Linked DNA regions of Mus musculus: region 2 is linked to region 1. A link is a contact called in ENCODE POLR2A ChIA-PET data. All regions are on one chromosome and are shown on one strand. Each heading gives the region's core, a stretch centred on a gene start or an enhancer-like site at or near the end of the contact. The rest is flanking DNA. Distances are from core to core; before and after follow the strand shown. Region 1 holds the start of Sp1 (trans-acting transcription factor 1). Region 2 holds the start of Spryd3 (SPRY domain containing 3).

Region 1 (4,055 bases), core at 1,418-3,917:
TAATTCACATATGTGTATACTTGGACTCAAAGTCTTTGTAGTCCAGGGTACTTTTGAATTTGATTTCAATTAAGTCCTAATTTCAGCCACTACCCAGTACGATGTTGGTGTTGCAGTGTGTTTTTAAAACACTGGTACCTTTAAAAATAAAACACTTAGAGGCCACAAATCCCTGAATGCATAAAGGTGCTTTCTGCTGAACAACTGGAGCAAAAAAGAAAGCCTACTCCACAATCCCATTCCATACTAATAAAGAAAGCCCCTCCCTACTGAGGCGTGGGGACACTTGGAATCCCCAAGCTGGAAGGGAGTCAGGGAGATTGTTGGTTCCAGGCTAGCCTGGGCTACATAATAAGATCCTGTTTCCTGTTCTTGAAAGACCAGGTTAAAAAAAAAAAAAAAGATGGTGATAGCCCATGCCTTTAATCTCAGCCAGTACTCAGGAGGCAGAAGCAAGTAGATCTCTGTGAATTTGAGGCCAGCTTGGTCTACAGAGTGATTTCTAGATAGCCAGGGCTACACAGAGAAATACTGTTTACCCTGGCCACACCCTCACCCCCCCTCACCCCCCCCCAAAAAAAAAGAAAAAGGGAAAGAAAAAAAAAAAAAGATTTCATAGAGGACTTTATTTTGGTAGTTCAGGTTTTCCTCCATGTTTCCGAAACCTGATTGCTTCAGCCTCCCAAGTACAGAATTACAGGAATTGTCACCATATGAGGCTATATAGGACTTTTTAGGACAAAACTTATTATTTATTAGCTTTGTAATCTTGGGCATGTTACTTCTCAAATTAATTTTTCTCCACTTAATATTTCTGATGCTGAATATCTTTCTTTCTTTCTTTCTTTCTTTTTTTTTTTTTTTGGTTTTTCGAGACAGGGTTTCTCTGTGTAGCCCTGGCTGTCCTGGCGCTCACTTTGTAGACCAGGCTGGCCTCGAACTCAGAAATCCAATCTGCCTGCCTCTGCTTTCCATTGCCCGGGTGAATATTTTTCTTAACGTCTTAATTTTCGTTGTTGTTTTGAAACATTGTTGGTCTGCACAGCCCTAGCTGTCCTGAAACTCAGTATGTAGATCAGGTTGGCATCAAACTTAGAAGAGATCCTCCTGCCTCTGCCTCCAGAGTTGGGTCCTAAAAGTGTGTACTACCATGCCTTACATTGAGTTTGTCATAATCAGTGCTAAATGCCTATTTAACTGGGACAACCAGGTATCTCAGCTGTCACTTCACATTTCCAAGGCCATCTCCAAAGGAGCAGAGAGCCTCGGTTCCTATCTTTAAAGTGTTTCCCTTTTTTTACAGGAGCATCCAGCCCGTAAAGTAGGACACATTAAGTGATTAACTGTATTAGTTCCAAGTACTAAACGTGGTGACACCAGTCAGTGACAAAGTTTAAATGAGGAGAAAGAAGGCGAAATGGAGGCCAGAGATTGAGGTGCCTAAGGCAAAATCTTTAACCTTTGTGATTGCAAAAGGAAGTAACTAGGTTAGCGTGCTTTCTACTAAGAGGGAAAATGGAAGTAGTTTATGAGAGCTTGGCTTCACGAAGTTCCCCAGCGTGCGTTACTCTGAAAGCTGAGTTGGTTTAGCAGGTCTGGGGCAGCTTAAGAAAATGGCGCTTGCTACATCTTCCCGAAAGACTTCCATATTGGTCAGCTCAGTCGACTTGGGTTTTCGCGTGCCGTCACCAAGCTGTCGTCCCGCCCGCCGCCGCAGGGCTTCCACCCACGGCCAGGGGGAGCCGCCCGCCCATCCCGGCAGGGGTGACATTCGAGGGGTGCTGTGTAGGAGCGGGGAAGGGACAACCCGAACAGTCTCGGGCGACGCGACACTCTCGCCCTCACGCGTCTCGACTCTGACACTTGTGGAGGGCTCCACTCAAGCGCACACCCTAACGAGGGAAGGAAGCCTCCCGAGGAGGGCCAACATGGCGACCAACTCCTTTTGGCACAGCCCGGTTCCCTCCTCAGGATGGGCGGCCCTGTAACGACCATTGGCCAAAGCTAGAGGCGGTGCCATGCTGCCTTCGCTGCCTCATTGGCTTGAGTATCGGAGGAGGAAGCCTGTTCTCCTCTCCCCATTCCAAGTTCCAGCCTCCACCTTCTCCTCGGCGCGTAATTGGCTGTTCGTTCACGTCAATACGCGTCCTGTTCCGGCTCTTTTCAGTTATCGTCCAATCAGAACTTTCTTAACTGCCCGCCTGAATTCTGATTGGTTTAGGAAGCTTGCTCCTATCCCATTCCGGCCTATTTCTTACTCTTCCCCCTACACGGACTTTGCCCAGGCATGCCCAGGATTCTGGTTGGTCGTTGTCCTGTCTTTCTTACTTAAGCTCTTCCTATCCCTACCGCTCACGGAGCCCGCCTGGAGGTTGACTGGTTTCTCTGCAAGTCCATCGTCATCTCATCCCGCCCACCACCACTTCCTGAGTTTCTAATTGGTTGCTAAAACTGAGAGGGCGGCCTTTCTGGGCGGAAACCAAGTACGCAACTTGCTCTTACACGCCTCAGCGAGAGAGCGAGTCCTACCATTGGGTAGGCAGCCCGCCTTTCCTCTGCAAGGCCCTCCTTTCACCCTCCCTCATTGGGCGGGGCAGTAGATAAGGGGCGGGGATTAGGCCGGGCTTGTGGTGCGCTGCTCCCTCCTCCTTACCCCCCCCTCCCTGTCCGGTCCGGGTTCGCTTGCCTCGTCAGCGTCCGCGTTTTTCCCGGCCCCCCCCAACCCCCCCGTACAGGACCCCCTTGAGCTCGCCCCTCAGCTGCCACCATGAGCGGTAAGGATGAGTCCACTCCGAGCCTAGGGGTGGGAGGGGAGTGAGGGGGCGCGCGCGAGGACCGACCGGGCGGTCCCCGCTGTGAGGGGGGGCGGGCGGGAGGCGGCGGCGGCGGCCTTGGTCCCGCCCGGGGCGGAGGGAAGGGAGGGAGAAGGGGCAGTGGCGGGGCCTCGGAGGAGGAGGGGGATGGGCTACCCGCCCCGGGGGAGGGGGCAGCGTGGCCTCGCCCGCCCCCTGCCCGCCCCGGCCACGAGGGACGGGCCTTACCCCCCACTACCCGGCCGGCCGCCTGAGGCTCCTCCCGTCGGGGGCTGGCGCCGCGGGGGCGGCCCGACCAGTGCAGGCCCCGCCTGGGCCAACCGCCTCCCCGGTCCGCCCGCCCTCCGGTCGCAGCCTGCCCCGGGCCCTCCCCCGCACCCCCGTAAATTTCCCTTCCCCCATCCGACCCGCCCTTGCCACGCCTCTATCCCCGAAACCGCCCCTTCCTTCTTTGGACCGCCTCCTCAGCCCCAAACCTGGGTTCTAATCCCTAGACCCTTACCTGTCCTCTCAGATGTTTCCTCACCTTCTCTTAGGATTTACTCTTTCTCAGTCCCTTCCTGTTATTGTTTACACTAGATCTTTCTTCATCTCTTATAGTCCTAATTTTAGCACACTTTCCATCCACCCACATGTTGGGTCTCCTTTTCCTTCCAGGATGCATTTTTTTTTTTTTTCTTTTTTGAGATAGGTTCTATGTGGTATTCGTAGTAACTCGAAGTTACTATTGCAGCCCTCAGACTTTTAGCTGTCTAGGTGCCTCTTCCTCTTGAGTGCTGGGATTAAGAGTGCTATCAACCCTAAGGAGCAACTCTTTATTTCTGAGACACTGAAATTCCAAATTCCCTTTCTCAAAAGGGCTATTTGTATTGGGATCAGTTCTTACTCTGTAGGCCTGGAAGACCTAGAACTGGTGAACCACCTGGCTCATCCTTCCAAGTCTTGGGATTATAGGTGTGAGTCACCATGCCTAGCTTCCAAAGCAATTTTTGAGTCATTTCTGGGGTTAATTTGTGCATAGGAAAATAGTGGCCTGTCTTGGGCACCATTAAGCTATGTGTCTATGGCTTTGGCATCCCAATTTACTATGTAGCTGAGGATTTCTTTGAACTTTTGCCTCCACTTCCAAATTCTGGGATTTTAGGCTTACCACCATATTTAGACCTATCTGGCTAAGATCTTTTTAAAAACTGTTCTGTCAGTCATTGCTGACGGTCAAATCCTTAATTTTAAATCTTATGT
Region 2 (4,035 bases), core at 800-3,299, 270 kb before region 1:
AAGAGCAGTCAGTGCTCTTAACCACTGAGCCATTTCTCCAGCCCACAAATGGTCATTTTAACCAGTGGAAGAAAAAAAAAAAAAAAAAACCCACAGAGATGTAACAAAATAGCGGACAGGGACAGACTCTGAGGTACTGCCTGAAAAACTGAAAGAGAGGCAGGCAGTGTAACAGTGTAACAAAAACCATTCCATACAGAAGAAACAGTTGCTCAGGCCCATGGTTAGAAAAAAGGTGTCATGGCAGAGAAAAACAGCCCACCAGAGCCATTGTATGTAGGGAAAGTGAATGACAATAAGGTAAGGGGGGAGAGGAGGTGTTGGAGAGATGGCTCAGCAGTTAAGAGCACAGACAGAGGTCCTGAGTTCAAATCCCAGCAACCACATGGTGGCTCACATCCATCTGTAATGAGATCTGATGCCCTCTTCTGGTGTGTCTGAAGACAGCTACAGTGTACTTACAAAAAATAAATAAATCTTAAAAAAAAATAAGAAGCCAGGCGGTGGTGGGTGGTGGCGCAGGTCTTTAATCCCAGCATTCAGGAGGCAGAGGCAGGCGGATTTCTGAGTTCAAGGCCAGCCTGGTTACAAAGTGAGTTCCAGGACAGCCAAGGCTATACAGAGAAACCCTGTCTCCAAAAACAAAAACAAAACAACAACAACAAAAAAAAAACCAGAGTAGAATAAGGTGGCAAGATATGGAAGCACAGGCCTTTAATGCCAACACTCCAGAGGTAGTGGCAGGTGGTTATCTATGACTAAGAGGCAGCCAGCCTGGTCTCAAAGCAAATTTCAGAAGACAGCAAGGTTTAGACAGAGAAACCCTGTCTAAAAAAACAAAAAGAACAGGGTAAAGCAAGAGTCTATCCACAGTCAGGACTTTTAAATTTTATTTCAAGGGTAATGAAAAACTTCTAGGGAATTGTAAACAAGAAACGGTATGAATTTTTTGTTTGTTTGTTTTTCTGAGACAGGGTTTCTCTGTGTACCTCTGGCTGTCCTGCAACTTACTAGCCTTGAACTCTGGCCTGCCTCTGCCTCCTGGGTGCTAGGATTAAAGTGTGTACCCCCACCCTGCCTGAAGCCCATGCTGTTCAATTCACTGAGCCTTCTCTTCTGCCAGAACCCCAGCCCTTTTTAGTCCGCAGAGGTAAACGGATTTCTGAATTCTTCAACAGCCTGCTCTACATAGTGTGTGCCAGGGTAGACAGGGCTACACAGTGAGGCCCTGTCTCAAACAAAAGAAAAAACAACTTAGCAGATCTTAACTCCAAGTTGTAACAGAATTCAGAGGGCCGCAGCCCCTAAAGCAGCAGCAGTACCGGAGAAAAACATGGGACTCTCTCGGTATTTAGACAACCAGCAAGGCCAGTAAATGAATGAATGAATAAAATCTTCCAGAGATCCAAAAGCGGGAAAACCATGAAGAAATATTTTCTTCCTGCCTCCCAAACACCTGGCACTGTGCCCTACACACAGTAGGTGCTTAGCAATCCTGGGCTAAGCTGAGTTCGATCCCAATGTGCACATTGGGGCTCTTCTGCAGGAGCTACAGACCAGCACATGCCCCACAAGAGCAGACACCTGCGGCGCAGCACTGGGATCCCCCAGGGCCCTGGGCCAGGACTCGAACCCAGGTAGATGCCGGAGCCCCAGATCTGAAGGCATCGGATCTTCGAGAACCTGACAGCCTCAGCACCAAGCAGCTGCCGCCGCACTGGGTCCGGGCACGGCCTCAGGACCGCGGGGTCTCTCAGGTGACACCCGGGACCACCCGGCCTTAACCTGTCAATGAGGCTACGCCCCGTCGTCACAGGCCCTGGCTGCAATGGGGAGGGTGCGCGGCGAGAGGAACGCCCGTGACCGGAGCCCCTGGCCCCGCCCTGAGGCCGCAGCCGTCGCCCAGGACCCCCGCCTCGAGATCTGCAGAGACCGAGGCCTCCGGGACCCCGCCCCCGATCCCCGCCTACCGGGGCCGCCGCGTCCTCCTCATCCATAGGCCTCTCAGCTCCGCGTTGTAGCTCTTCGGCCGCCGCCACCACACACATCCGGGTCCCCGCCCTTCCTCTGCTCCGTCAGGCCCGCCCCCACCGCTAAATCTGACCAATCCGCAGCGCTTCTTGAAGATGGGCGCCCTCAGCAGCCAATCGCAGGGCACAGGCGGTGCGGAGCGCGGCCCGGTGAGCTGGGTACCTAACACTCGGCGGCGTCTGAGGAACCCTGGTGTCGGGAGGGTGGGGGAGGCGACGTGGCTGCCCGGACGCCACCTCGGACGCCTGGAGCTCAGGGAGGCGGTCAAGGGGCGGCTCCCTTGGGGCGGAGTAGGTCCCTGTGCCCGTGCGCGAGCTTCGTGTTCCCAGAGCCAGAAGTGATGCTAAAAACCTCTCTGGAATGTCCTTTTGAGCCACTTAACGGCATGGGGGGGGGGATTTTTTTTTAATGTTATCTCCTATTTTACGCGTGAGAAGCCAGAGGCTGATCTCCACAGCGGCAGCACTCGGCTGGCACCACATGCTTTCTTCTCTCCGGAGCACCCCTTTGCACCACGTTCGTTCATTCCAGGACAGGCGTTCCAGAACAGGAGAGAACATATGCAAAAGGCACAGTGGGATGAAACCCGGGTGCTCTTTGGGCTTGGGCTTGGTAGGAAAAGTTAGCTCGGGTCAGAATGTACCGGAAAGGATACTAATCTTTATCATGCACCTCCTATAAAGGGTATGATTGTCCTTGGAAGGAATTGGGATTCTTGGACGACTTCAACGTTTTGCTCTTAAGACTGAATATTCTTTCCAGAAAGACTCATCCTGTGTCAGAAACATAAACGAACATATTTGTGTCTTTCCACATCTAAATTTATTGAGTATCAAATACATCAGCAAGCGATGTCAGCTTCATTGGCGGCAATTTGCCAATTAGACCTGATTTACATTGATAATGGGCCCTTACCAAACACATGAACTTTTACTTTAATATTAATTACTAACTCTTGGGTCACAGATTACATATCCTGTGTGTACTTATGTAGGTTAACAACATGGCTAGAAAAGGGTTAAAGAAGCCACAGCATAATTCAAGAGTTCAGAGGCCTTACTAGAGACAAGAGCTGATAGAGTGCAAAGTCACTGCAGCCAGAGAACAAACCTAGCTGGGGAGCTGCTGAAGGTTCCAGCCTGGGATGCAGCCATAGCTGCAGGTCACAGGGCTGAACACCTTCAGAGGCAAAATGTGAGACTGGGTATGGATGAATACGTGGGCAACCCGTAATGCGAGTAGGTTCCATCAGCTGTGGACCCCAGTTGGGCTGAAGCCCCAGAAACAGTCAGCATTTCTCTGTTGTCCTTTGAGGCACACACAAGGTAGTTGGTAGGGACCACTGTCCCCAGAGTGTTAGACACCTTCCTCATGGGGTCCAACTGAGGGTGTTTCTTGGTCTGATTATGTTTAATACATTCTTTTTGTTGTTGTTGTTTTCAAGACAGGGTTTCTCTGTGTAGCACTGGCTGTCCTGGAACTCACTCTGTAGACCAGGCTGGTCTTGAACTCAGAAATCCCACCTGCCTCTGCCTCCCAACTGCTGGGATTAAAGGCGTGCACCATCACTTCCCGCCGTTTTTCTTGAACCTGATGACACTTAAGTGATTTTAACACGCCCACTGACTGTATAGTCTCAATCGTTTGTATTTGGATCCATTTATAGAGTGGTACCTTTCACTTTTAAAAAACAAGATTTATTTATTTATTATGTATACAGAAGAGGGCACCAGATCTCATTACAGATGGTTGTGAGCTACTATGTGGTTGCTGGGAATTGAACTCAAGACCTCTGGAAGAGCAGTTAGTGCTCTTAACCTCTGAGCCATCTCTCCAGCCCTACCTTTCACTTTTTAAATTAACTATTTACTTTAGTGCTTCGCCTGCATATATATGTGTGTGTGTGTGTGTATGTGTCTGTTTTGTATATAGGTAAATAGATAGATAGATCATATATTGATATATATAATCTATGCACCATCTGTGTGAGTTACAGACAGTGAG

The links. ChIA-PET counts read pairs that join two places held with the same protein, here RNA polymerase II (POLR2A).
Region 2: POLR2A ChIA-PET joins it to region 1 with 11 read pairs in embryonic stem cell. The contact joins the promoter of Spryd3 here to the promoter of Sp1 in region 1. POLR2A ChIA-PET finds 5 or more read pairs at or near these places in 3 of 5 experiments (Patski and embryonic stem cell).

Annotation. Positions count from the first base shown.
Region 1 is chr15:102,403,649-102,407,703 of GRCm38, forward strand. Sp1 (trans-acting transcription factor 1) reads left to right here and starts at 2,668. Exons shown (of 6, transcript NM_013672.2): 1 at 2,668-2,774. The coding sequence starts at 2,768.
Region 2 is chr15:102,134,166-102,138,200 of GRCm38, forward strand. Spryd3 (SPRY domain containing 3) reads right to left here and starts at 2,050. Exons shown (of 11, transcript NM_001033277.3): 1 at 1,971-2,050. The coding sequence starts at 1,993.